2 separate regions of the Homo sapiens genome follow, and region 2 is linked to region 1. Evidence: read pairs that join two places in POLR2A ChIA-PET (ENCODE). Cell type or tissue: PC-9. All regions are shown on one strand. Each heading gives the region's core, and the rest is flanking DNA. Links, peaks and the distances in the headings are about the cores only. Region 1 overlaps BTBD9 (BTB domain containing 9). Region 2 overlaps BTBD9 (BTB domain containing 9).

Evidence for each region. ChIA-PET counts read pairs that join two places held together with the same protein. Peaks named below come from ENCODE experiments on the same cell type or tissue, not always from the same donor. Only the 100,000 strongest peaks of a DNase experiment are listed, where the experiment ranks them.
Region 2: POLR2A ChIA-PET joins it to region 1 with 13 read pairs; 3 of 35 experiments call an interaction of 5 or more read pairs at or near these places.

Annotation. Positions count from the first base shown.
Region 1 is chr6:38,229,374-38,240,220 of GRCh38, forward strand. The region is part of intron 9 of BTBD9 (BTB domain containing 9); the gene reads right to left. Among named protein-coding and RNA genes, the nearest start is that of BTBD9-AS1, 250 kb to the right of the region's middle. In PC-9, for the core only: a CTCF peak has its summit at 4,989; a DNase peak (open chromatin) is centred at 4,268.
Region 2 is chr6:38,400,390-38,411,236 of GRCh38, forward strand. The region is part of intron 6 of BTBD9 (BTB domain containing 9); the gene reads right to left. Among named protein-coding and RNA genes, the nearest start is that of BTBD9-AS1, 76 kb to the right of the region's middle. In PC-9, for the core only: no CTCF peak of the experiment used is centred there; a DNase peak (open chromatin) is centred at 4,742; H3K4me3 peaks cover 1,068 bases; H3K27ac peaks cover 1,663 bases.

The DNA.
Region 1 (10,847 bases), core at 1,210-9,209:
CAAGACAGCTCTTTAAATTATATTTAAAGATAATTATCATGACCCTACAGCCCCTTTGATGGTTTACCTGGATCTTGTTTTATCCCTAGTTCCTTTAATTGGTCCCCCCATGAAACAGTTTCCTGAACTCCCATCATCTACTTTTGCACAGGTGCCCAGGCGTGTCTTGACCAACACAGAGCACAATAGGAAGGTCATATGGATATATGAACACCTGGCAGACAGTGTAGACTAAGACTGCTCAAGGTTTGTAGCAGCCCCACCTAACTATTAGCTCTTATTGAATTTGTGGCCAATCAAAACCACAGTTCTTTTTCCCATAAACTTCTCTCAAGCTTGACTGCTCCCATCCTGTACTTGTAGAATTGATTTTCTGAACCTAAATGGAGAGCATCACATTTATCCCCATTAAATTCCATCCTGTTGGTTTGGTCTCACATTAGGGCCTGGAGAGATCGTTTTGAATTTCATGTCTGTCATTTATCACATTAGTCATCCCTCCTAGCTTTGTCTCATCCAGAAACCCGAGAAGCATGCCTTTCAGGGCATTGATAAAAAGAGTGAAATGTTCAGGACCAAGGACAGAGTCAGAAACACTAACAAGACCTTTCTCTCCTCTCCCTCATCCCCATCCTGACCGCCAGTCCATTCTACCAGCAATACATTTTCCATAGCCAGCTGCTTCTCATCATCTCCACTGTAAGTGCCCTAGTTCAAGTCATCTCTCATCTGTGTTAGAGCAACAGCTTCCTTACTAATCTCACAGTTCCATATTTAGCCCCCTTCTGATTTGTTCTCCACACAGCAACCAGAATGAACTTTAAAAAGCAGACATAAGGAGCTGGGCGCGGTGGCTCATGCCTGTAATCCCAGCACTTTGGGAGGCCAAGGCAGACAGATCACCTGAGGTCAGGAGTTCAAGACCAGCCTGAACCAACATGGAGAAACCCTGTCTCTACTAAAAATAGAAAATTAGCTGGGCATGGTGGCAGGTTCCTATAGTCCCAGCTACTCAGGATGCGGAGGCAGGAGAATTGCTTGAACCTGGGAGATGGAGGTTGTGGTGAGCCGAGATCGTGACATTGCACTCTAACCTGGGCAACAAGAGCAAAACTCCATCTCAAAAAAAAAAAAAAAAAAAAAAAAAAGACATAAGTTCTTACTACTCCCTTGCCTAAAACCCTCCAATAACTCCCCCACCTTGTTCCTAGAATAAAATTCACACTACTTACCAAACCTAAAGGTCATATATGATCGGAGATCTACTGGCCTCATCCCATCTCATCCCAACCTCTGCTTCCTTCACCGGCTTGGGAAGCACAAGCCATCCTTCTGTTCTGCACACATACCATGTTAATTCCCTCTTCAGGGCCTTAACTATTCCTTAGATCCTCTTTTCCCAAGGCTTTGGAAGGCTGGCTTCTATCTATCACTTATTTCAGTTCAAATGTCACTTTCTCAGAAAGGCCTTTCTGGCCTAAAGTAGCTGCTTCTTGCCTACCACAGCCTAGTCACTCTCTAATTACCTCTCCATTTCATTTTCTTCATGGCATTTATCAGTAGTTGAAACTTCCTTATTTATCTGTTATTTCCCCCTACTAGGATGTAAACTGATGAAAGTAGGGATCCTGTCTGCCTTGTTCAATGCCTAAGACTTCATAAGTGCTCAATTATTATTTGTTGAATGGTGAGAATTATAGAATTGGGAGAAATTCTCATAATGGTGAGAATTATAGAATTGGGAGAAATCAAATACATTTGCTATGACCTAACTTGCATTACTAAAAATGGCTCTTGGTTTCATTTTTATACCACCATTATTATCTACTTTGTTATCAATATTTTATGATGCCATCAAAGAATCAAATTGAATTACCAGCATTGAGTTAGGTCAGACAATAATTGGTAGTAGAAATGCATTATGTGGGATAACACAGACATGCTACTTAAAAACCATGCACTATGAGAGACCTCCACATTGCTGGTGCAGAATTAACATCTCACCTGCAGCTGTGTGGCTACAGGATTAGACTGTTTTCATATGAAAAGTACCACTTAAGAGAGTTGCTGCTTAATCAGATAAAGTTCATGGCAATGTCTCTAACTCCTTCATTTATATATAATTTTGCCCAATATAACATTAAGGGCAAGGATAATTCTGATTTCAAAAATCTGAATTTTATTTACTTAGAATTCCATCACAATGCCAGTAGAAGACTCTATTTACAGTAGGAACTCATACTGTTGACCTAGTAGTCAACACATAAAGTGGGCCATAAAAGAGGCTAGAATGGCCCATCAAGAGCCTGGCAGCTCATCAACCCCAAGCCATCAGGCCCACTCACCTGAACCTGCACTGGCACCCAGCAGTGCTGTGGCCTAGCCGCATGGGAGAAAGACAGGACCAAATTTCCTACTATGACAGCAGGGCATTCTGGTCTGTGTTTTGCCCTTCTCTCACCCATAAAATGAAATCTTTCCATTTGAACACATAAATTAAAATGCATTTCAGATGTAATCCCTGATCCAGCCACATATTTGTGAAGAGAGAACCATGAGAAATAAGGAAGGGGTGGGCAGGGACAGGAAATAGGAGAGAAGGGAAAAGGGAATCTGTTTACCACACCTCTCTTCCTCCTTCTCAAAGGAATTGTAAGGAAAAAGCAGAGAAGAGTTATGTTTCTCTGCTATAGTTTCAGTTTAGCCCCATGAAAAGCATGTGGCCCTTTTGCCAGCCAAAAGCTGTAGGGGTTCTATAATCTGGAGTATTCATGGTCACAAAACAGGACAAAGTGAGGGCCTTCCGACTGCACAGAGCTGCCCTGCTCCCTGGCATGGACAGTCCTTCTTGTAAGGGTAGTTTCAGCCCTGGTCTGGAAATGTCCCATAGTCTCTGTTTTCTTTTTTTTTTTTTTTAGACGGAGTCTCGCTCTGTTGCCCAGGCTGGAGTGCAGTGGCACAATCTCAGCTCACTGCAAGCTCTGCCTCCCGGGTTCACGCCATTCTCCTGCCTCAGCTTCCTGAGTAGCTGGGACTATAGGCGGCTGCCACCACGCCCGGCTAATTTTTTGTATTTTTAGTAGAGATGGGGTTTCACTGTGTTAGCCAGGATGGTCTCGATCTCCTGACCTCGTGATCTGCCTGCCTCAGCAGAAAAGAGATTAAAAGATACAAGAGAGATGTAGTATAGCACAAAGATCTTCCCAAAAGATTTGTTATTGGACTTTCTAGCTACAGTTCACTTTTATTTATTTTATTTTATTATTATTTTTTCACATAAACCTTTCGCAACTTTTTTTTTTTTTTTTGAAGATAAGGTCTCGCTATGTTACCCAGGCTGGTTTCAGACTCCTGGGCTCAAGCGATCTTCCCACCTCAGCCTCCCAAGTAGCTAAGATTACAGGCGTGCATCACTGCGCCTGGCTGAGGCCTTTTTAAATGAGTCTCTCTGGATCACGGATTAGTAACACATAAGAGGCCAGGCTTCCTCCTATAGCCCAGGCTAAACCTGGCTGATTCCAACAAGCCCTTCCCAGAGGATGCTGTGTTCACCCTGGGTAACCATCCCTTTCCAGAATCCACCCACTGAGGAGCTGGGCCAACTGGATTTTTAATTCAAATTTTAGGCAGGATGGTCATGCTTCCTTGGTGGGAGGCCTTTTCTTTCCAGATCTGTGGGAGGGCTCAAGTGTTTGATCTTCAGGATAGTGAGCAAGAATTTGATTTGGATTAGTTTAAATCTCATTTTCTGCCCTTCCCTAGTGATAACCTTTATCTAATTCACTATAAGATGGACAAAATCTGTGTTGTAATTCAATTTTTTAAAAAAGACAAGTTGTTCCCAAAATATAACTACTTACTCCTTCATTCCTAAATTCATTCACTATTTTTTTAAAAAAATAACGAAACCATTTTTAAGCTCCTACTACATGTCAGGCTCTGTGCCAAGTTGTGGTGATTCAAAGATGAATAAGACATGGTCCCTGACCCTTGAAGAGATATCAGATAAACCCATAATATATCAGAGCAGTTCTTTGCGGCACATATTTAACTTCTGTGACCATAGCCTCCAAATTCTCTAACAGTGCGGTATTCTGGAAAGAGCACACACCCCTTATGCCCATTCTACTGCATCCAGCACACAAGGCTGGGCAGAAAGCAAGGTTCTCTGCAGCAGCCTACCCTGGAAGTTTCAACACAGCCACTGCACTATGACTGTGGCCTTACTTGGCCTGCCAGCGCCTTTCAGTGCTTACCTTTTGGCAGGTAGAGTTTAACAGGAAGCAATAGCCCTGCTACCAAATGACAGAAGAACACAATCTGAGGGTTGATGACCTTTGTATTAATTTAAACATCTCAACCTTTCTCAACCAGGACAGGCAGCCACCTCCACTTGTGAACCTGAATTCGGCTGCCACAATTTGCATGCATAATGTACTGAAAAGCCTTCTTTATAATGTTTACTTCTCTGTTTCTTCCAAATGAAATCACTGAAGGGCAAATTTGATTTTCAAATCAGTTTTAAAACATCTGCCTTCTAAAAAAGTAAGAGTAAAGAGATAAGGCTTTTATATTACAGGCAAGGGCTAATTATTTTAACTGATACCACTGTGTCCATGCTAAAAATACAAATGTGGAGACATTTTTAATGCAAACCCAACATCTAATGGATGTTAATATTTCATTAGGAAAAGGATTCCAGTCACGAGGTATGTACCTTGTGATTTTAGAAGGAAAAGACTAACTTCCTGACCTTTCTTTAAATATAAACTCATCTGACCTTGTGCTTCAGCACCTCTATTTGTTGTTCTATATGACTCTATTTCTTTCAAATATATAACTATGTCTGTCACAGCCTTCGTCTCCAGGAAGCTCAAGGTGTTTAATATATTTCAGTTTGTTATTTTATTTTCTCACTTTCTGCAAAGAATATCTGAGGGTGCAGGCTTTGCTCTAAAGGTGGAGCTATCACCCTGCAGCTGCTTGGGCCCAGGTATGTGACAGTTAAGGACAGTTTCAAAGGGCTAAGGAGGTGGGGAGAAGCAGTTACAAGGGTTGGCTCGACCCCACATGGAAGAGTTGAATGCTCACACATGTATTTTATATATACAGCATTCATGCATGTGGGTGTCTGTACATCTGTCAAGGCAACACACATTAGAAGAAACTTTAGAAGTAAATCCATTATATTTTATGTCTTACATAACTATTATATACTTTTACTGATAAAATAACAATAAACGGTATTATTTTAATAAAAACAGCCCTTGGAGCCCAGCACCAAGCCTTGTTTTAGGAATGGCATCTTACAGACGTGGAGACAGAGGCACAGAGAGAGTAAACGTCTTGCCCAAGGATGCTCGGCTAATCGGCGGCAGAACCATGGCTAAGAGCCAGGCCTCCTGATTTTCAGCCCAGGGATTTTTATTTTGCCTTTTTTACTTCACTCATGTACAGATAATGCTGCCATATTTCACACTTTTCTTGCTGGTGGCAAATACTAGTAAAGAGTCTAATAACACAATCCCTAGTATAAAGGCTAAGATTGAAATAATTTTACATTAAACAGAAACAATTCCAACACAGATTTTCACTTTCATACATGCACCCCTTATTCCAGCAATTACACTGTACTTCTCCTGGGGACAGGCTCTGAGCCCTCCACCAGTTAAGTTCTAGTACATAGTGGGTACACAGTAACTGCTAAACCACAGGAGGTTTGCAGCTCTTGTTCCACAGCGAGCCTGCACTTTACACTCTGACAATCACCAATCACCGTGGGCTCTTTAATTTTGTGGTCAGGCAGATTTTTGCCTGCCACAGTACTGAACTCATAGTAGGTACTTGATAAAAAGGGGTTGAATGAGTGAAGAAAGGTCTGCATACGTTTCCTGCAGGTAGACACTGCATTTTCTTATCAGTAAAATGGGAGTCTTGAGAGAAGGTAGTCAAGACTGGAGGGTCAGAGCAAGGACTAAAGGAAAGCCAAGGGCTGGTCACATTTCCCAGACTCAATCTTTTAGAACCAACCTTCAGGGCTGACATGCAAACAGAGCTACAAAGAGGGAAATGATTCTGAAACCTGAGCTAGTGAGGAGGGCTCAGGTTTTGCTGCAAACTCCATCTGGCTCCCAGTACCACTGGCTGAAGTTTAACAAATGAGATCACCATATTTCAAGGTTTAAGATAGGGAGGGGTCAGTGACAAAGATGAGCTTGACGTGCTCATCTTAGCAGCTCATGGCCCCAAATGTAGGGTGCACACCAGATGGAAAAGGTCACAGGAGACCAACAGAAATCAGGTAAAGGAATGACACAATAACACAGTAACAGAGATATCTGTAACTGACACTTCCTATTTTCATTGAAATGTCTGCTTTACTCAAAGGTTTTCATATGTGAGTATTCAGCTGACCCTTGGATCTTCCCTTTTTTGTGCCAGGGATCTCTCTGGCACTCTGTGAAGCATATGAATCCCTTCTCAGAATGTTTTCAAATGTATAAAATAGAACACACAAGAAACCAATGTTACTGAAGTACAGTTGTGTGCACAGACCCCTTGGGCATAGTGACAATGAAAGACCCCTGGCCCGAGGTAGAAAGGGTAGGCTTTATCAGCTGGGAAAACAGGGCTGCGTATGGGACAGGACATCAGAGTCGGGAAACTGAGACTCTGGATCTCTTTACAGCCAGAACTCTTATTTTTCAAGAAAACATAAGTTAGATGTTCTTATGTAGGAAAGGAATGCCTCACTTAAGAAATAATAAAAACAGCAACAGCTTTGACACTACTTTTCCATACCCTCTTTTAGATGCGTTTCTCCTCTTCATCCCCTTTTCCAAATACAATGGAGACCAGGAACTAGCAACACTACTATAGATTTTAGGTCCTCTCTGAAACCACAATTCTCAGTTCTCCAGAGCTCCCATTTCCCACTTTACTTTTCATTTGTAGTAAAATTAACAAATCATATGACCTAGACATTTCTAAAGACTACTGGTCTGTGACATCATTTCAAACCATCCCCAAACCTGAAATCCAAATAGCCAACATCCTAACAGAGGCTAAAGAACAAAGCACAAACCCAGTGAAGGGGAAACCACTTCTGTTTTGAAGGAAAGACTCATTTGGATTACGACAGTTAGCCAACACACGCAGGTCTGTAATGGGGGATATCTCCATATAAAATTCCTAAGTAAAAGGGTCACAAGAACTATAAATCCTAATTTAATTCAGCCAATCTAAGTAAATCCCAAAGAAACATGCTGGGCTAGAAATCAAATCCCAGTAAACAACTGGAAAATGTGGGCACAGTAATATGAGGACTCCAGAGATTTCTGCAGCAAATGGATTGTTCTAATGACATTTGATTAAAAATCTGCTTCCACCTGGGTCAGTGCATTTCATGTGCAGAGTGGATTCAGTTCCGCATGCAGAATAAAAATTTCAATGGAAGGCACAGTGGGAGGAAGAAAACAATAGCTCCCCAAACCCACAGTCATTGAATGTTGTGTCCAGGTTCAGATCTGGGAAACAAAGAACTGTGAGATGAGAGATGGCTGTGCCAAATGAACAGGATGCATTTTCCCTGAGCATCACTGCAAAAGGGGCCCAGGGGAAGCCTGATCTCAGGCCAAACACACACTTTTCCTACACCTCACTGCTCAGTAGCTGAACTCTGTAAAGGTGCAACTCACTTGCTTTTTAGTTTTGTCTTCATAAATTGCACACTTGTCTGTGATTTGGACAAATTTTTAAGCAGACACGGAAAGCAAACAATCATTCAACTTCAGTTTGCTTTGTAGGTGACACTTAGGAAGAGTCAGTGTATTGGAGAGTCTTTTTGAGGTGTATGTTGTTTTCAAATCAGACTACAGGCAAGTAGTCTATCTTTTCTTTTCTCCCTAACTCCACACAGAGCTCCACATAGAGAGGGGATCTATCATTCTGATCAACAAATCCAACTTTTTGTGCCAAAAGGGCAAAATAATTTCTTAAATGTAAGGTCAGTTCAAACAACTCCTGCATGTTAGTTGCCACCATTCACTAATATCCTGGTTTTAGCAAGTCAGATGCACCAAAGTACCAGGAAGGCCACCTGTGTGGAGATAAATGGCAGTCCCCGGTGATCATGGAAGTACCAGGGCTCCCATCAACATGATTCATAAAATCACATGATATCACAAAATCAACAGTTTCTGGTCTTGCTTAAGCCATCTGATAGGAGTAAATGGTTACCAAGATGCCTACAGAAACTAATGAATGAATAGATAATGCCAGCTATATCTCAGAAAGAAGAAAAGATAATCTGATGAAAAAACAATCTTAATTCCTTACAAAAAAGTGCTGAATCTTATGGTATTTCAAGTGTCAAGAAAAAATAAACAGATGACTTTAAAGAGAGGTGGGGAGGGTTACAATGTAAAGCATTTGTCTGTTTCCTTTTCAATGGTATTTTCCAATGTTTTAAAAAAAAAAAATCAGCCAGATATGGTAGCTCATGCCTCTACTCCCAGCACTTTGGGAGGCTGAGGCAAAAAGACTGCTTGAGGCCAGGAGTTCGAGACCAGCCTGGGCAATAAAGAGAGTCCCTGTCTCTATTTAAAAAAAATAGAAAAATTAGTTGGGCATGGTGGTGGCATGTGCCTATAGTCCCAGCTACCTGGGAGATGGAAGCAGGAGGATTGCCGGAGGCTAGGTTTAGAAGCCTAGGTGACAGAGCAGGACTTTGTCTCTTAAAAAACAAAACAAAATCAGCAAGCACCTCATTCAATCTTTTTTAAACAAAAAATTTGAAGAAATTGATTCTGAGCCAAATATGAGTGACCAATGGCCTGTGATACAACCCTCAGGAGGTCCTGAGAACAAGTGCTCAAGGTGGTCATTTGGGGCACAGCCTAGTTTTATACATTTTAGGGAGACGTGAGACGTCAATCAAATACATGTAAGATTTACATTGGTTCCACCTGGAAGGGTAGGGCAACTCAAGGACGGGTGCTTCCAGGTCATTAAAAATTTTCTGATTGGCAATTGGTTGAGAGTTATTATCAACAGAAAGGAATGTATGCTTTACAGTAAGCTGTTGCGGAGACCAAGGTTTTTTGTTTTTTTTTTTTTGAGACGGAGTCTCGCTCTGTCGCCCAGGCTGGAGTGCAGTGGCACGATCTCGGCTCACTGCAAGCTCCACCTCCCGGGTTCACACCATTGTCCTGCCTCAGCCTCCCGAGTAGCTGGGACTACAGGCGCCCACCACCACGCCCAGCTAATTTTTTTGTATTTTTAGTAGAGACGGGGTTTCACCGTGTTATCCAGGATGGTCTCGATTTCCTGACCTGTTGATCCGCCCACCTCGGCCTCCCAAAGTGCCAGGATTACAGGCGTGAGCCACCGCGCCTGGCCGAGACCAATGTTTTATCATGCAGGTGAAGCCTCCAAGTAGTAGGTTTCAGACAGAATAGACTGTAAATGTTTCTTATCAGACTTGAGATCTGTGTTGATGTTAATGCTGGTCAGCTTTCCCTGAATTCTAAAAGGGAAGAGGGTATAATGAGACATGTCCGACCCCTGCTTCCATCATGGCCTGAACAAGTTTTTCAGGCTAACTTTCTAATGCCCTTGGCTGAAAGAAGGGGTCCATTTGGATGGTTACTCCATTCAATCTTAATGGGGTGGGACTCGGGAGAAGAGTACAGAACATAAAAGGCCCTCTTCCTCTCTCAGGAAAGGACACCAAGTCATCTAGTGCAAGTTCACTTTACACTTCAGATATAATCTCTTGGCCAGGAGCGGTGGCTCATGCCCATAATCCCTGTAATCCCAGCACTTTGGGAGGCCGAGGTGGACAGATCACGAGGTCAAGAGATCGAGACCATCCTGGCCAACATGGTGAAACCCTGTCTCTACTAAAAACACAAAAATTAGCTGGGCGTGGTGGCGCACGTCTGCAGTCCCAGCTACTTGGGAGGCTGAGGCAGGAGAACTGCTTGAACCTGGGATGTGGAGGTTGCAGTGAGCCAAGATCGTGCCACTGCATTGTAGCCTGGCGACAGAGCAAGACTCTGTCTCAAAAAAAAAAAAAAAAAAAAAAGATATAATCTCTTATAGGAAATTTAAAACAATAACCTGAGACATGGCAGTTTTATCACCCAAGCTACTGGGCTAAGCTTCAGGATACCAAACCCTTGAGTAAAAAGCACAGCCAGGAGACAGCTAAAAGGAGCTTAAGAATGTATATAGTCATTTTATTATAAATGGCTACTCTGGAGCCAATATACTTGACTTTGACTTTTTTAAGGCAAGATTAACCATGACACATTTTGGTCAAGCTTAGGAAACAACTTGCTAATAATCTATCTTGTGAAAAAAGATGCCTCTGGAAATTCATCATATTGGTGGAGGGAGAAAACACCTACATTTTGGCTGTCACTAAAAGCCAAACAGAAACTTCCTGTTTTCAAGGGTCAGTGGAAAATTACTGCTTATTATATAGTATTACATTTACAGAAACTGCAAGTGCTCATCACAAACTGAACGTCACACTTACCTTATCAGAAAGAGCAGCCTGGCACTGGCACAGGAGTGCAACAAAACACGGTCAATTTACTAAGCCTCCCGATAGCCAAGGTTATTGTTGGCAATACAAAAGGTAACAAAGGAGTGGACTGGCTGAGCGTGCAAGGCTGCTATCCTGCCATCTCTGGGAAGATCTGAGCTCAAGGCACACCTGAACTTCCCTCCAGCAGGCTGAAGAGAGAACGAGTGATTTTCTTGTATCCACCAAGGCCAGGCCCATTCCATCTAGGTAGTAAGTACTTCCAGATTTAGCATGCTGCCTACTCCCATAAATG
Region 2 (10,847 bases), core at 1,434-9,433, 170 kb after region 1:
CTCCTTTGCTCTACTGAAACTAATCTGAAAAATCACTCAATGTCCTCTAAGGGCCAAACCCCATGGCCTCTTTTCAGTCTTTACCCCATTTGACAGCCTTACAGGTATCTAGCATGATTAACCACCCTTTCTCCCCAAAAGCCTTCTTTCCTCCGCCTTTTGTAACATCTTCCCTAGGTTCTTCTAATGCCTCTCTGACCAATCCTTCTCAGGTTCTTTTGCACCCTTATCCTTTTTCATTCACTCCAATCATCACTCCCTAGGATACCAGCCCAGATTCCCTCTTGTCTCAGCAAATACACAATCCAAGGTAGTTTAGTCTCTCTCAGAGCATCAACTACTTTTAAACGTTTATTTGGCTTTCTGATTACAAAAGTATTCATGCTCACTGTAACAACTTTAAAATAATTTTTTAAAAGAATTTATTTTGTGCCTGGTCTAGGTTAGGAATTCTCATGTGTACTATTTATTTAAGTTTCATCATAATCCTATGAGATAAACATCTCCTATTCCTTCTGCTACAGTGCTCCTTCCCCCACTTTAAACCAGGCTAATTACTTCAGGCCAGGTCATGGCTCAAGAGTCTTTTCCTTCCCTGACCTTCTTTCCAGATTAGGACATCATATTACTCTCTGTCATAGCACCCTGTTCTTTCCTTCCATAATATGTATCACAATTGGTATTTGATATGGTCTGGCTCTGTGTCCTCACCCAAATCTCATCTCGAATTGTAATCCCCACATGTCAAGGGAGGGACCTGGTGGGAGGTGACTGGGTCATGGGGACTGTTTCCCCATGCTGTTCTCATGATAGTGAGGGAGTTCTCACGAGAGATGATGGTTTAAGTGTGGCACTTCCTTGCTCTTCCTCTTCTTCTCTCTCCTGCCACCATGTAAAATGTGCCTTGCTTCCTCTTTGCCTTCTGCCATAATTGTAAGTTTCCTGAGGCCTCCCCAGCCATGCAGAACTGTGAGTCAATGTTAAACCTCTTTCCTTTATAAATTATCCAGTCTCAGGTAGTATCTTTATATCAGTGTGAAAATGGACTAATACAGTATGTATACACCTTTTGTTTACTATGTTTGCCTCCAGGCTCTATAATGGCTCAAACAGTCTTGCTGAAGGATCCTTTGAAATTAAAATTTCCCAAAGGAGGAACAGAATCATTGTTGTATAAAAGTGAAATGATCAACCCTGGTAAAGAGACAAGAAGTAGAGACCTGGAGAATATTTCCATGTTGCTTAATCTATTGTCTAGGTTCCAGGATAGAGCTATTATGAATTATTCACAAAAAGGCAGTATGTATAGTCAAATGGTTAAGAAAACAGGCTTTGGAGTGAGTGACCTGGGTTCAAGTTCCAGCTCTGCCACTGATTTATCGTAGGACTATGGACAAGGATTCTTCATTGTAAAATGAAGACAAAAGTTAGCATTAAATGAGAATAATTCATTGTAACATACATAGCAGCTTAATGCCTGACACCTAGTAAGTGTTCAACAAATGTTAACTATACATACTCTACTCTTTAAAAGAATCCTAAGGAAGACTACAAGTGGCTTTCTATATTGGTTCCAATATATTTGAAATTATAACCAGAAGATGTTCTTTAAAATTGCTAATATAATCAATACACAAAATCAATTGTATTTCTATAAATGAACAATGAAAAAATGAAAATAAAATTAAGAAAACAATTTCATTTACAATAGCATCAAAAAGAATAAAATATTTAAAATATATTTAGCAAATATGCAAGACTAGTACATTGAAAACTATAAAGTATTGTTGAAAGAAATTTTAAAAGTCCTAAATAAATGGAAAGACATTCTGTGTTCATGGATTAAAAGATTTAATATGTTAAGGTGACGATACTTCTCAAAGCGATCCATAGATTCAATGCAATCCTTTTCAAAATCCCAACACACTTATTTGTAGAAATTGACAACCTGATCCTAAAATTCATATGGAAAGAACCCAGAATAGCCAAAACAATCCCCCATCCCCAAAAGAGTTAGAAGAATCACATTTCCTGATTTTAAAACTTATGACAGACCACAGTAATCAAGATAGTGTAACACTGGCATAAGGGTAGACATATAAACCAACAGAATAAAATTGAGAGCACAGAAATAAACCCATACATCTATGGCCAACTGATTTTTGACAAGGCTGCCAAGACAATTCAAAGGGGAAAATGTGCCTGGGACAACTGGATGTCCAATACAAAAGAATGAATTTAGACTCTTGCCTCACACTGTATATAAAAAGTAACTAAAAATGGATCAAAGACCTAAACATAAGAGTCAAAACTATAATACTTTTAGAAGAAAATAGAGGTGTATGTTATCATAACCTTAGATTAGGCAACAATTTCTTAGCAATGAAACCTAAATCAGCAAGACTTGGTGGCTCATGCCTATAATACCTGCACTTTGGAAGGCCAAGGAGGGAGGATTGCTTGAGCTCAGGAGTTCGAGACCAGAGTGGGCACCATAGTGAGACTCCATCTCCACTAAAATTAGAAAAAAAAATTAGCTGGACTTTGGTGGTGTGCACCTGTCATCCCAGCTACTCAGCTGGTTAAGGTGGGAGAATTGCTTAAGCCTGGGACACAGAGGCTGCAGTGAGCTATCATTGCACTCCAGCCTGGGTGATAGAGTGAAACCCTGTCCAAAGAGAGGAGAGGGGAGGGAAGGGGAGGGGAAGGGAGGGGAGAAGAAGGAAAGAAAAAAGAAAAGAAGAGAAGAGAAGAAAAGGAAAGGAAAACCTAAATCACAAGCAACCAAAGAAAAAATAAATTGGACTTCATCAAAATTTAAAACTTTTGTGCTTCAAAGGACATTATCAAGAAAGCAAAAAGACAACCCACAAAAGGAGAGACAATATTTCCCCACAAAATTAAATCATATATCTGATAGGGTTCTGGTAATTATATACATATGTATATCTTAAAACTCAACAATTTTAAAAAATCCAATTAAACAATGGGCATATAAACAAAAACCAACTCAATTTAAAAAGGCATAAAGAATCTGGATAAGACGTTTTCCAAATAAAACCCTGTAAATCCCCAATAAGCATATGAAAAGACACTCAATGTTATTAGCCATCAGGTAAATGCAAATGAAAACCACAACTGATATACCCACAAGGATGGCTATAATCAAAAATGTCTGATAATGACAATGAGTGTTGATGAGAATGTTGAGAAATTAGAACCATTTCATACTACTAGCCGGAATGTAAAATGGTACAGTTTCTATGGAAAACAGTCTGGCAGATCGTCAAAAAGTTAAAGACAGAATTTCCATATGACCCAGCAATTCTACTCCTAGTTATATACTCAAGGGATCTGAAAACATATGTCCATACAAGAACATGTACATAAATGTGTATAGCAGCATTATTCACAGCAGCCAAAAGACTAAAATGGCCCAAATATCCATCAACTGATGAATGGATAAGTAAAATACTGTATATTCATACAATGGAACATTATTCAGCCATAAATAGAAATGAAGTACTGATATATGCTATAACACAGATGAACCTTGAGAGAATTATATGAAGTAAAAGAAGCCAGACACAAAAGGCCACATATTGTATGATTCCATTTACATGAAATGTCCAGAATACACAAATCCATAAAGACATAAAGCAGATTAGTGGTGGCCAGGGGATGGGGAGAGAAGGGATTGGGAAGTGACTGCTTATGGATACTGAGTTTCTTTTTAGGGTGATAAAAAATGTTAGTGGTGATGGATGCACAACCTTCTGAATACACTAAAGACCACTTAATTGTACACCTTAAAATGGTGAATTTATGGCATATTAACTATATCTCAATTTTTAAAATTCCAAAATAAGCCGCTAATATAAATCCATTCCTTTAGCACACTAGCCCATTTTCTTTCCTCAGCAGACTTAGAGAACAAGTACTCTTCATTTACCATAGCATGATTTTGTGAGTCTTTAATATCTTCAAACAGTAGTAGACCCAGTTAGGTAACCTTACTTGATACAGAAGTAGAATAGACAAATTTGCATCTTATCTGGCACAGTTCCAAAACAGAGGATGCATTCATTACCGACAGCACAGCTAGGACAATAGAAGAATCACACATTTGAAAAGTGAAAGCTTCCGCCCAGAGCAAGTCAATAAAAAAAAACAAAACCCCAAACTACTAACTCTTCATCCCTGAGCCTGCCTGGCATGCATGGGATCTCATTCTGCCAAAAACCAAATTCAAAACAAATATCAAGATTCTAGGGAGGGCAAAGTTCAAACAAGCAAAAGCATTTCTAGTTGTTACTGCAGATAAGGGATAAACTGATGTGTTTCATTCTGGGCTTGTTATTATCAAATTGACCCTGGCCAGCAGAGGATAAAATTAGGATGGTTTCACTCCAGGTAAAAAGGTAGAGCTCAGTTCCAGAGTGGCCCGCACTTGAAATACTTTCTACTTCAATTAATTCTGTCAGAAAAGAGACAAATTCAGAAATCTCTTCAGGTTAGAGCCCTAGCCCTTTTCAGTGTTGTAAAATTCATACTGGGAAGAGGCTGAGGTAGGAAATATTACTGTCATCACTGAGGCTTTCAGTGCTTATTGTCAATCGTTATGAAACGATCTTGTCTGATTCATACCTCTAAACAATCAGAAGAAATCAAAGTAACAATGTAAGAGTTTCAGGAACAAATACAAAACTTGCCTGATGGTTGTAGCTTTGAGTTGTGCAATTCTAGGAATGTACCATGATCTCTGGCTTCTATCCAGAATGCTAAATAGACAATCTATCTGAGGAAGGGCCTGATCCCTCATACCTGGCCTGGGCAGGTCTGTGACTACATGTGTATCACTCGCTTTGAACCTGATACCCTATAAGACAAGGGAAGAAAATCTGGAAACTGGCAAAACAGTTAAAAAAAAAATTGGACAGTCATTGTAGGGCTCCTGCCAACTTCTGGTTTCTTGCCATAGAGAGTAATGATTCCTGCCAGTCACTTAGAAAAAGAATAGCTTCTAGAAAAGCTAAATTGCTATGACCTGAAAGCAGCAACTCTGCATCAGCACATAAAAACTTATAGGAAGTTGGAAGTCTGAAAAATCAGATTCATATTCAGAAATTTAATCTCTCCTCCAATACTGAAGCTATAATGAGAAATAAGCTCCTGCAAAAACACATATTAATCATTTTATTGGTTCTGTTGTTAAAAAAAAAAACAAACAATAACACCCAGCTAGTGTTACATTCTCAGTGCAAATGATATAAGGTTTTGTGATGGCAAAACCTTCAAATTATTTTATCCATATTTGTTCTATAACTTTTTAATACTAAATATTCCCAAATAAATAGAAGTCAATGGACTCAGGAAAGCAGCCATAAAGCCTATTTGAGTTTCCATACTGATCGCAGATCTTCTAGTGTTGGTCTAAATATTCTAGTGATAAACAATTCAGCACCTAGAATAATTCTCCATGTCAGCTGTGCACAACAGTTACAAATGAAATTTTGAAAATGTCTTTGGGGGAATAAAAGCTTTGTGAAGATGCTGGGGGAGGGGCAGTGAAATGTGGGTGCTTCAGAAATCAACAACAGTGGACAGGATGTTAATGAGCTATGACGTCAGCAGAGACATGTATTGGTAAGCTACTATTCAAGTGGGCTCAACTTTAGGCCTCTCAACCCAAAACCTGAGCTTAGATCCAACACACATTCATAGGTCTTTAGGTAAAAGGCAAGGGAAGATAAGGAAAGAAATTCTTCACAACTCTGTAGGACAGGGACCTAGCACCTTCTTATAAATCTTTGGCTCCTACACAAATCTAACATTTTAGAGTCCCAGAAAAGAGTAACCATAAGGAGCATCAGCATAGGCCAAAGGCAAAATTCTTTGCCAAGCTCTAAGTGCTGTTGAGATTTTGATCTAAAGCCCGAGAATTGATTGTGTGTGTGTTTTTTTAATCTCCAAATTCTACTGACTATCAGCAAGTTGAAGCAAGCCCCACATCACACTGTAGAGGAATATACATACATTACCATTCCATTAAATTTCTTGTCAGAATTGGTACTTGGAAAAGACCTCTTAGATTAGGGAATACATTTTCATTTACAGTAAGGAGTTGGCATTCCCAATTCCCAGTGGTAGTACTAGAAGAATTGGAAAAATAATTTTCTGATACTCTTACTCTCAAAAACAATGTTAGAAGATTAAAAGACTAGTCCTGGATATGCAATCTTAATAAGAAGAATCACATTGGGGAAACTAAATTTCTACAGGTATCGTGTCATCTGAAATCAATAATCACCTTGGTGAGGAAGGTAGGACAAAGTACTTTCTTATTATGATATTTTAATGGGGATCACACTTTGCTGCCCAGGCTGGAGTGCAGTGCCTATTCACAGACACGACCACAGTGCACTGCCGCCTCAAACTCCTGGGCTCTAGCAATCCTCCTGCCTCAGCCTCCTGAGTAGCTGGGACTATAAGCGAGTGCCACTATGCCTGGCTATGATTATCACCATGCTCAAGGAAGCTCAATGACCAGTCTGAGCAGGATTCACATGGTAAGTAGCAGAACCAGGTCTGGAAGTGAAGTCAGAGTTCAAATTCCTTGTTCTGTTTCCACTACCTGGCTGTCTTTTGTAAGGAGAATGGGAGGCAGAAATGGGAGTGAACAAGAAGAAAGCAGAATAAAAATGTATGTTGCACCTGAGTATTTCTCAAATAGATTTTAATTTTATTTTCCTACAGGTTTGGAAAAGTATTTGATGACATCTTAACTGTTTAAACTTTTATTTTCCTTTTGAATCCGACTTGCAACACATCTGTTGATCACATATAAAATAAAATTGCCAGAGATTAAGCAATGAGTTGTTTTCAATAAATTCTAACTTTTGTTCCCAGTCCAATTCAAATGGCAACTTTCAGAATGAGGCCAAATTGAAAGATCATTTCAGAGCAATAAAAGAGGAAGTTCTTTCAGTAGGGAATCACTTTTGAGTTCTAGTTCTTTGCAATGTTATATTTAAGACCAATTACTTATCCAGTATGCCTGTGTACCAGCCTGGCTATGCCCGGATCAGGACGAGAAGCAGACCAGCCACAGTTCTTCCTGTGTGCAACCTGCAGCAGCCCCTTGCAGAGTCTAGCTGGGGTTTTGAAGAATTCTAGTCATGCATTTAATAAAAGTCATTTTCCCAATGTGCTAGACTTCAGTTCTAACTTGGAAAAAGGGAGCTAAGTTGGGTAAAGTTAAATGTGGGGAAATATGCAGGACAAAATCAGCTAAGTGACTGCTTTCAACAAAAACCAAAAACTATTTCATTTTCCATGGGTATTTTCACAATGTTTTCCTATGTTCATGACTATAAAGATGATCAATTGTAAATCCTGAAGTAGCAATGGAAATAATTATCAAAACTGGATTCAATTAGAAGACTAACAAAATCCATCATGCTTGCCTTTCCATCCAGATAAATTCAAGAATCCCTGCATTCAAGGTCCTCAATGGAACAACTCTGATGTATAATCAGATCAAAGGAAAGCTGTTTTTGCTTTCTTTTTGGAGATAATTTATTTTTCCTAAAAAAGGAATCCCAATGAAACAGCTGATACATAACCTAAAATTAGGCCACTTTACTTACTAACACTTGAAGGACACGATTTAAAATCATGGCACTGGCAAAGCGTGGTGGCTCATGCCTGTAATCTCAGCACTTTGAGAGGCCGAGGCAAGAGGATCACATGAGGCCAGGAGTTCGAGACCAGCCTGGGCAACACAGTGAGACCCCCATCTCAAAAGAAAATAGAAAAATTAGTTAGGTGTAGTGACATGCACCTGCAGTCCCAGTTTCTTGGGAGGCTGAGGCAGGGGGATCACTTGAGCCCAGGAGTTCAAGTCTGCAGTGAGCTATAATCGTGACACTGCACTCCAGCAACAGAGCAAGACCCTGTCTCTAAACAAAACAAAACAAAACCAAAAAAACAGTTCTCATATTCTCTTACTTCCTTTGCCTACTATTCTAATGCTTAAAGGTTAAATACATTGAAGAGAATCCAAAAAGAATCCAAAGCTTTGTGATCTGGATAGGGGATGAACCCACCAATGTTTGTTTTTCCTTTGCTCGGGTTGAAATAATTCCAAGACTGCCACATTGACACCTTAGCCTTACATCATGAGATATAGTTGTTAAGGTCACTATATTTGCATGTTGGCTTAACAAGAAAAATCCCTGAAAAACCACTGAACATACAAACTATAAATACTCCAAAGTAAACAGTTGCTGTGTAGAATCAACAAAAAAAGAATATATGCAAAGAGGGAACATCTTTTATTATTTCCTAAGTCTTACCAACAACAGGCTTCCAAATTAATTTTGTCTTTACCCCTCTTTGTCCGAAAAACTAAGGCTAAAAGCAGTAGCATTTCTACCATCCCTCCCTCACTCAGTCCATTCTCAGGAAACACAGAGCCCAAAGGAAGTATCCAAAGGAAAATGATACGAAATTCTAATGCTTAGGTACTACTTCAGGTACCAGTGCTATAGAAAAAGACCAAAGAGAAATAATTGGTGGACAGGCGCAGTGACTCATGCCTGTCATCCCAGCACTTTGGGAGGCCGAGGCAGGTGGATCACTTGAGGCCAGGAGTTCGAGCCCAGCCAGGCCAACATGGTGAAACCCTGTCTTCACTAAAAATACAAAAACTAGCCAGGCATGATGGCAGGTGCCTGTGATCCCAGGTACTTGGGAGGCGGAGGCAGGAGAATCGCTTGAACTAGGGAGGTGGAGGTTGCAGTGAGCTGACATCACATCACTGCACTCCAGCCTGGGTGACAGAGACAGACTCCATCTCAAAACAAAACAAAACCCAAGACAAATAATTGGTGGCCTACAACATAATGTGAATTAACTTAATTCCTTAAGCAAGCTTAATCAGCATACTTTTCTGAGATATTCTATAAGGGCTTAATAAGTGTTCATTAGTTTTGAAATGGGAGAAAAGATGTAAGATAGAGTACCCTGTAGTTGTTTTTTAAATACTTATTTTTAATCTATATTTCTAAAATTCAGGAAAACAGATGTTCATAAACTCCTGTTTACTGATTAAGAATTTCTTGAAAAGGCTATCTCTAAAATATGTGATCTGGCTGAGCATGGTGGCTCACGCCTGTAATTCCAGCACTTTGGGAGGCCGAGGTGGGCAGATCACCAGGTCAGGAGATTGAGACCATCCTGGCTAACACAGTGAAACCCTGTCTCTACTAAAAATAAAAAAAATTAGCCAAGTATGGTGGTCCGTGCCTGTAGTTCCAGCTACTTGGGAGGCTAAGGCAGGAGAATCTCTTGAACCCAGGAGGTAAAGGTTGCAGTGAGCCGAGATCATGCCACTGCACTCCAGCCTGGGCAACAGAGCAAGACTCTGTATCAAAAAATAAATAAATAAATAATAATAAAATAAATAAAATATGTGAGCTTATGGGTGGTTGTACAAGTGTGTGATTTCCTGAGTATAAAACCAAAAACAAGGCATAATTCGAACTAATTTATCCAGTCAGTTATCTCCCTAGCATGAACCCAATTCTGTAATCATTTTCTAGAGCTAAACCGTTATATTTTCTGGGCTCTAACACATCAATGAGTTTTTATTTTAAAAAAAGAAATCATTCCACTTGCTCAAAGAAATTAATGACTTAAAGAATATCAAGAGTTTTTATTTGAATATGTTTACATAGTTGATAAAATCCAAAACATCTATCTCTTATATCTTAGAATTAGAAACAAAAATCTAGTTGTCCAGGCATGGTGGCTCACACCTATAATCCCAGCACTTTGGGAGGCTGAGGCGGGAGGATCACTTGAGTCTAGTAATCACTTGAGACCACCCTGGGCAACTGTGTGAGACCCCCACATCTACAAAAAGTTTAAAAATTAGCCAGGCATGGTAGCATGCACCTGTAGTCTCAGCTACCTGGGAGGCTGAGGGGAGGATCACTTGAGCCCAGGAGGCTGGGGCTGCAGTGAGCCGTGACCACACTACTGCACTCAAGCTTGGGTAACCAAGTGAGACCTTATCTCAAAACAAACAAACAAAAAAAAGAATAAAAAATAATGTTAATGGAATAATCTCAAAAACTTAGCATTTTTTATTCCATGAAACTGAAGAACTGTGCTATGGAAGATTTTTTAAATGAACAGCTCTAAAATAACTTTCATTGATAAGAAAACATGAAAATATTACCTGGTCATGTAACACCTATGAATTAAACATCTTCAGTGAGGAAGTTCCTTAGAGAATGATACTGAATGACTAACTTAACAATGCAACAGTGTGCAATGTCATGTCACGAGGGCCGGGTACAGTGGCTCACACCTATAATCCCAACACTTTGGGAGGCTGAGGTGGGAGGATCACTTGAGCCTGGGAGTTCAAGACCAGCCTGGGTAACATAGTGAGACCCTGTCTCTATAAAAAATAATTTAAAAAAACAAGAAAATATCATGTCATGAATTCACATATTATTCATGCAAGTGGTTCCCTGCATGTATCTCCAGTCCAACCTCTCTCTCTTGTGACCTCCTGTCCCACATTCTGATTGCTGACCAGGTAGTTCTACTTGAATATCCTTACCAACTCTCCATACTCAACCTGGCCCAAACTGAGGGGCAACATGCATAAAAAAGAACATGGCATGAAAGTAGACTTGCACGCCGTGTTCTTGGAGAGGAAGACAAGATCAGAGGATGCCACTACTCTCTAATTCTAATTAATAACATCTCAGTAAGAATACCATAACCCATTCCCCATCAAAATTAGATAAGTTGATTATAAGGCTAATTTA